2 separate regions of the Mus musculus genome follow, and region 1 is linked to region 2. The links are chromatin contacts, found by POLR2A ChIA-PET in ENCODE. All regions are on one chromosome and are shown on one strand. Each heading gives the region's core, a stretch centred on a gene start or an enhancer-like site at or near the end of the contact. The rest is flanking DNA. Distances are from core to core; before and after follow the strand shown. Region 1 holds the start of Pigu (phosphatidylinositol glycan anchor biosynthesis, class U). Region 2 holds the start of Map1lc3a (microtubule-associated protein 1 light chain 3 alpha).

The links. ChIA-PET counts read pairs that join two places held with the same protein, here RNA polymerase II (POLR2A).
Region 1: POLR2A ChIA-PET joins it to region 2 with 27 read pairs in Patski. The contact joins the promoter of Pigu here to the promoter of Map1lc3a in region 2. POLR2A ChIA-PET finds 5 or more read pairs at or near these places in 2 of 5 experiments (Patski and embryonic stem cell).

What each region holds. Positions count from the first base shown.
Region 1 is chr2:155,356,008-155,358,707 of GRCm38, reverse strand. It overlaps Pigu (phosphatidylinositol glycan anchor biosynthesis, class U), which reads left to right and starts at 1,284. Exons shown (of 12, transcript NM_001004721.1): 1 at 1,284-1,442. The coding sequence starts at 1,313. Mir695 (microRNA 695) reads right to left here and starts at 1,891; the gene lies at 1,783-1,891.
Region 2 is chr2:155,275,001-155,277,700 of GRCm38, reverse strand. It overlaps Map1lc3a (microtubule-associated protein 1 light chain 3 alpha), which reads right to left and starts at 1,337. Exons shown (of 4, transcript NM_025735.3): 1 at 1,055-1,337; 2 at 688-743; 3 at 497-603; 4 at 1-226. The coding sequence starts at 1,094. The coding sequence ends at 64.

The sequences.
Region 1 (2,700 bases), core at 35-2,534, 81 kb before region 2:
ATGAGAAGGCATCCTGCCGTTCTCATCTAAAATGTCACCCTGTTCTGTCACCAGCATTCCTCCCTTCCCCATGGATATTCTCAATTATGCATTTTATTTTATTTTATTTTATTTTTCTAAAAATATAGTTTTTCCTTTTTAACTGGGGTACAGTATGATAACCCAATACAGTATACAAGTAATCATAGGGTAACTGACATATGACTTCAAACATTACTGTGCTAGGAAAAATCAAAAACCTCTACTCCCTATTTTGAAGTATTCAATACTTTTTGTTAACCATGGTCATACAATCGATGCACTGTTCCATTTTCTTCATGGATATAAAAATTTCTTGCATAATTAATTATTATAGCTAATTTTAAAGCACCCATGTAGCACTTTTCATACATAACGACTGTTGGCGCTTATCAACGGGCTCTGTTGGCGCTTATCAACGGGCTCTCCAAACCCCTGACTTGTTATGTTTGCTTATCTCTGAGCTGTACACACTCCCACCTGGAGGGATTTCAAGCTACCAACCTGAACTGAGAAAAGCAAAACTGCATCCTACACAGAATTTGCTGCAGTACATGTCCTGGTTATTATTCTCAACTTCACACAATCTAAGGTCATTTTGGAAGAGGAAACCTCAGTTGAAAAATTGCCTTCCATCAGATTGGTCTGTGAGAAATTGTCTTGATTTTGAAAAATTGATTGATGTGAGAGGGCCCAGTTCATTGTCGGAGGAGGAAGCATCCCTGGGCAGGTGTGCTGGTGTTGTGCATGAAAGCTGTTTGAGCATGAGCAGAAGAGAAAGTCTATAAAAGCAGGGTTCTTCCGCGGTTTTAGCCTCAAGCTCCTGCCTTGAGTTCCTGCTCTGACTCCCTCGGTTAAATAACTTGCTGAAGGTCGCAAAGCTAATAATTAACCACTCCAAAGTGTTTCCTCGCCACACAATATAGTGCCTTGAGGATGGTTGGCGCTCAGTAAATACGAGTGTCGCACTTTTTAAAAATATAAAGGTAAACATTTTAACATTAAAATATTCACACGAGTGAAATTATTTCTTTAAATTTTGCTCACGATCTCAGTAAAATAGGTACAATATTTCTTCACTTCTCTTGCTTGATCAGAGGCGTAGTCCAAACCTTTGCAAAAAGTTTGACACATCCCACTTTCCGTCGACTCGCCGCAGGGCTTTCTGGGAATGGTAGTCCTAAAGTCTGTGTGCTCCAGCAACAGCCACGGCACTCGTTCCACGGAGGTACTACAGTGTGGCGCGCAAGTCTTGAGGCTCTTCCGCATTGCCTGCGCGCCCGCCTCAGTTATCATGGCGGCTCCCTTGGCCCTGGTGCTTGTGGTGGCCGTGACCGTGAGGGCGGCCTTGTTTCGCTCCAGTTTGGCCGAGTTCATTTCCGAGAGGGTGGAGGTGGTGTCCCCACTGAGCTCTTGGAAGAGAGGTGAGGCCACTGACTAGAGTAGGGCGGTCGGCGCTCTGCCAGCCTGTGAATTGAATTGGAGGTGGAGGAGGTGGACACAAGCGCACGGTTCTGTGGAGACTGACCCGCGTCTGGGGGTTCTTTTCGAGCTGAGGGCGGAGCTTTGGTGTGGAGGATGGGGTGTGGAGGAGATGTGGAGTGTGAGCCCCACTACCCTAGGGATGGGTATCCGAGGGGGCGTGTCCCAGTATCCCGAGTCAGGCGGCGGGATCCGCGGAAGGATGGATATCCGAGGGTGATGTGTGCATTGGGACTTGTGAAGTGTTAGCTTTTGACAGTGAGATTGCTGGGGGTGTTCCACCGAGTAGCAGATAGCCGAGCCGGTGACCAGGACCAAGGTAACCAGTGCCTTTGTAAGAAAGGCAGCTGTGTACTTCAGTCACCTATGCCCAATCTAGGATTCCTCGTGAAGTTTTTCTTAGTTTGCTTTTTAAATATATGTATGTATGTGTGTGTGTGTGTGTGTGTGTGTGTGTATTAAACCCTATTGCATACTATCGCCTCCAAGAAGACAGAGATTGAGCTGAAGGAGCCACAGGACAGTAGAGGAGACGAACAAGTTTCTATAGTCACTTCCTTAGTGTCTGACCCTGAGTAAACTGCCTTCCCTTTTCCGGAATGAATGAATGAAGGACCAGGTTTGGGAAAAGATTAGAAAAAAGAGGACTTTAAGGTTGCAAAGGATCAAGAAATACCCGAGGTTGTGAAATATTCAGAGCAGAAAAAGATGTGGGTTAGGTTGGGGCTACAGTTTGATTTATTTATTTATTTATTTATTTATTTATTGTCATTATTACTTGTGTGTGTATGGGCGGGGGTTGTGTGTGCTTGTGGTGTGTGTTCAGAAGCCAAAGGAGGATGTCTGGTGTCTTTCTGTATTACTCTACCCTTTATTTCCTAAGATGGGGTCTACTTGAACTTGAAGCTATTTCAATTGGGCTGTATGCCCCCACCCCCGGGGGTTTCTGCCGGTCTCCACTCCTACAATCCTCCCAATGCTGGAGTTACAGGCATCTCAGGCAATGGTTATTTTGGGTCTTTTGACAGGGGTGCTGGGAATTTAGATTCAGATCTTCATGTTTGCACATTGAGTGCTCTTATCCCCTGAACCATCTGTCTAGATCAAGTTTAAGTCTTTAAACAAAACAGAACCTACATACATATATACATACATACATACATACATATATACACACATACATATATACACACATACATA
Region 2 (2,700 bases), core at 88-2,587:
CCAGGACCTCCCTGGGGAGAACCTGACCAGAACTCCCAGCCACCCCCCTCCCCTCCTCTTGACTCAGAAGCCGAAGGTTTCTTGGGAGGCGTAGACCATGTAGAGGAATCCGTCTTCATCCTTCTCCTGTTCATAGATGTCAGCGATGGGTGTGGAGACGCTCACCATGCTGTGCTGGTTGACCAGCAGGAAGAAGGCCTGCGTGGGGTTGAGTTGCAGGCGGCGCCTGTGGAGGCAGGCAGGCATGCCAGGTGAGGAGGCTGCCTGCTGGAGGCCTAGGTGACCCTCCCAAAATGTTACTGAACCTTCACTTTCGGTCCATCTCAGCCAGAGGCTCTCACCTCTACTGAAGCTCGTCCCAACCCCGACCTTGGTCTTTTCCAGCCTCCTAGAACAGGGGCCCGGTGTCCCAAATCAGTCCCCTCGCCCCACTCCATCCCTTCTTGTGGAACCTGACCCTGCCCCACCCAAGGCCTGTAGGAGGCTGCCCACGCACCGGATGATCTTGACCAACTCGCTCATGTTAACATGGTCTGGGACCAGAAACTTGGTCTTATCCAGGACAGGCAGCTGCTTCTCACCCTTGTAGCGCTCGATGATCACCTGGAGTGGAGTGGGCGGGGGACTCGTAAGCCAAGGGCGGGACCTGGCAGGGCAGGGCGTGGCTGGGGGGTGCTAGAGACTCACCGGGATCTTACTGGGGTGCTGGTCGCGGATCTGCTGCACCTCCTTACAGCGGTCGGCTGCGGACAGAGCTCTGTGTGAGGCCCAGCGGTGCTGAGGCCTCCCGCGACTCCGCCTCGCTGATCCCCGAGGGGCGGCTCCCGGCCCGCCCCGCCCCAGCGCCCGCCCCCGGGGCCGTCGGCCCCGCAGCCCTCCACCGGGGGGACGCGGTAGGGAGGCGGGCGACCCTGCCAGGCCTTGCGGCCTCTCCACCCGGGGTCCGGCCGGCCGGTGCCTGACGTCATGGGGCTGACGTCACCTGCGGCAATCGGGGTCGACTGGCACCCCCATCCCTCGATCCCCGATGGCAGTTCGCCCCCCAGGGCCTCACCGAAGCTGCGCCGCTGCTTGAAAGGCCGGTCGGAGGGCATCGCGCGGGCCCGGCGGGGCGCGCAGCCGGGGCTCCGGGGTGCGCGGCTCAGAGATGCGTCTGCGGTTCGGCGCGCCGGGGGCTCCGGGGCTCGAGCTCAAGGGCTGCGGGGCTCGCGCTGAGCCTGGCGGTGGCGGCTGCGGGAGGTAACTCGCCTGGGTGACGTCAGGTCACAACATTCCTTAAAGGGGAGGCCGGCGCGCCGCTCCCATTGGGCCGACGGAAAACCCGCCTGCCTGGACCTGTGACGCCACGGCGCAGACAGCCCGGATTCCCGGCGCAGGTCGTAAGGAGGCGGAGCTCCAGGGCGCGTCACAGTTCTGTGACGTCACGATGGCAAGCTCCTCTCTTTGGCGCCACAGACTCAGAAGCCAGGCATTTGTCGCCTCCATCCAGTCTCTCGACGCTGCGGAGTAGTTCACCGCACCTTCATCGAGTTTAGCATTCGAGAAGGAAGGTGGAGCGGGGAGAGGATGGAACACCCAGAGTTTTAAAATTTTTAATGTGTCTGTAAGTGTATGCCCGCGGATGCAGAACATAGCATCGGATTTCCTTAGGCTGGAGTTAATCGCACTGCTGGGAATCAAGCTTAGGTCCTCTGAAATAATAGCAAGGGCTCTTAATTGTCGAACCATTGCTCCAGACCCCCCACCCAGGCTTTCAAAGAATTCTGGAACAACCATAGAAAGCATAGATTTCCAGAGTGAGGTTGGTTAATAGGTGGTTTAGATAAAGCAGGAGAGAATCGCTGAATGGGGGGGCTATATCAGAAGTGGTTAACCATGAGATGGAGAACATTCGGAACTGACAACACGCGAAGTCAGATTTTACAGGTAGAGCCCCTTGGTAGGATAGAAAGAAGTATGGTCTGGGAATGTTACCGAGGGTCAGGGTAGGATACTTGCCTAGCAGATGGAAGGCTTAAGTTCAGTATCTCAGGTTTTGCGGGAGGTGGAGGGGATAGAGGGACTGGACGGACACGGAGAGGCGGCCCCTTGAAGAACTTTAAAAATCGATTGAAAGCCAGAATCAATGCCAGATGTAGCTGGCTCTCATTTGTAGTCCTAGCTCTATGGGAGTTTGAGGCAGGAGGATGGGCTAGAGTTGAAGTAAGGAAGAAAAAAGATAAAACAAAAGAATTTACAAAGGACCATTGTTTGAAAAAAAAAGTTAGTTTGTACTTCAGAAACATACAGCTCAAAGGGAAGAAATTTGATGGGAACCAAGTTAACAGATGCACGCTTGAGTAATTCTAAACAACTGCTTATGGACAGAAATGGTAGTGATTGGTACAAAAACAAGCTGCTAAGGTAACAAGAATTCAGCTGAGATTGCCTTAAAGAGGCTGGGTGGCGGTGCCTCCTTAACCCCAGCTCTGTGGGCAGAGACGGGATGGTCTCTTGAGTTCAAGGCCAGCCTGGTCTAGATAGTGAGACCTTGTGTTTTGGGTTTTGTTTTGCTTTTTAAATGTCTTAGGGAGCTGGATTTGTTTGGAAAGATATTATTGTCTGCTTGGTCAGGTAGGGTGCTTGCCCGCAAGCATGAGGATGTGGGTTCAATTTTCGGAATATGTTAGATCCTAGAGGCTCCACCTACAAAGGGATTCA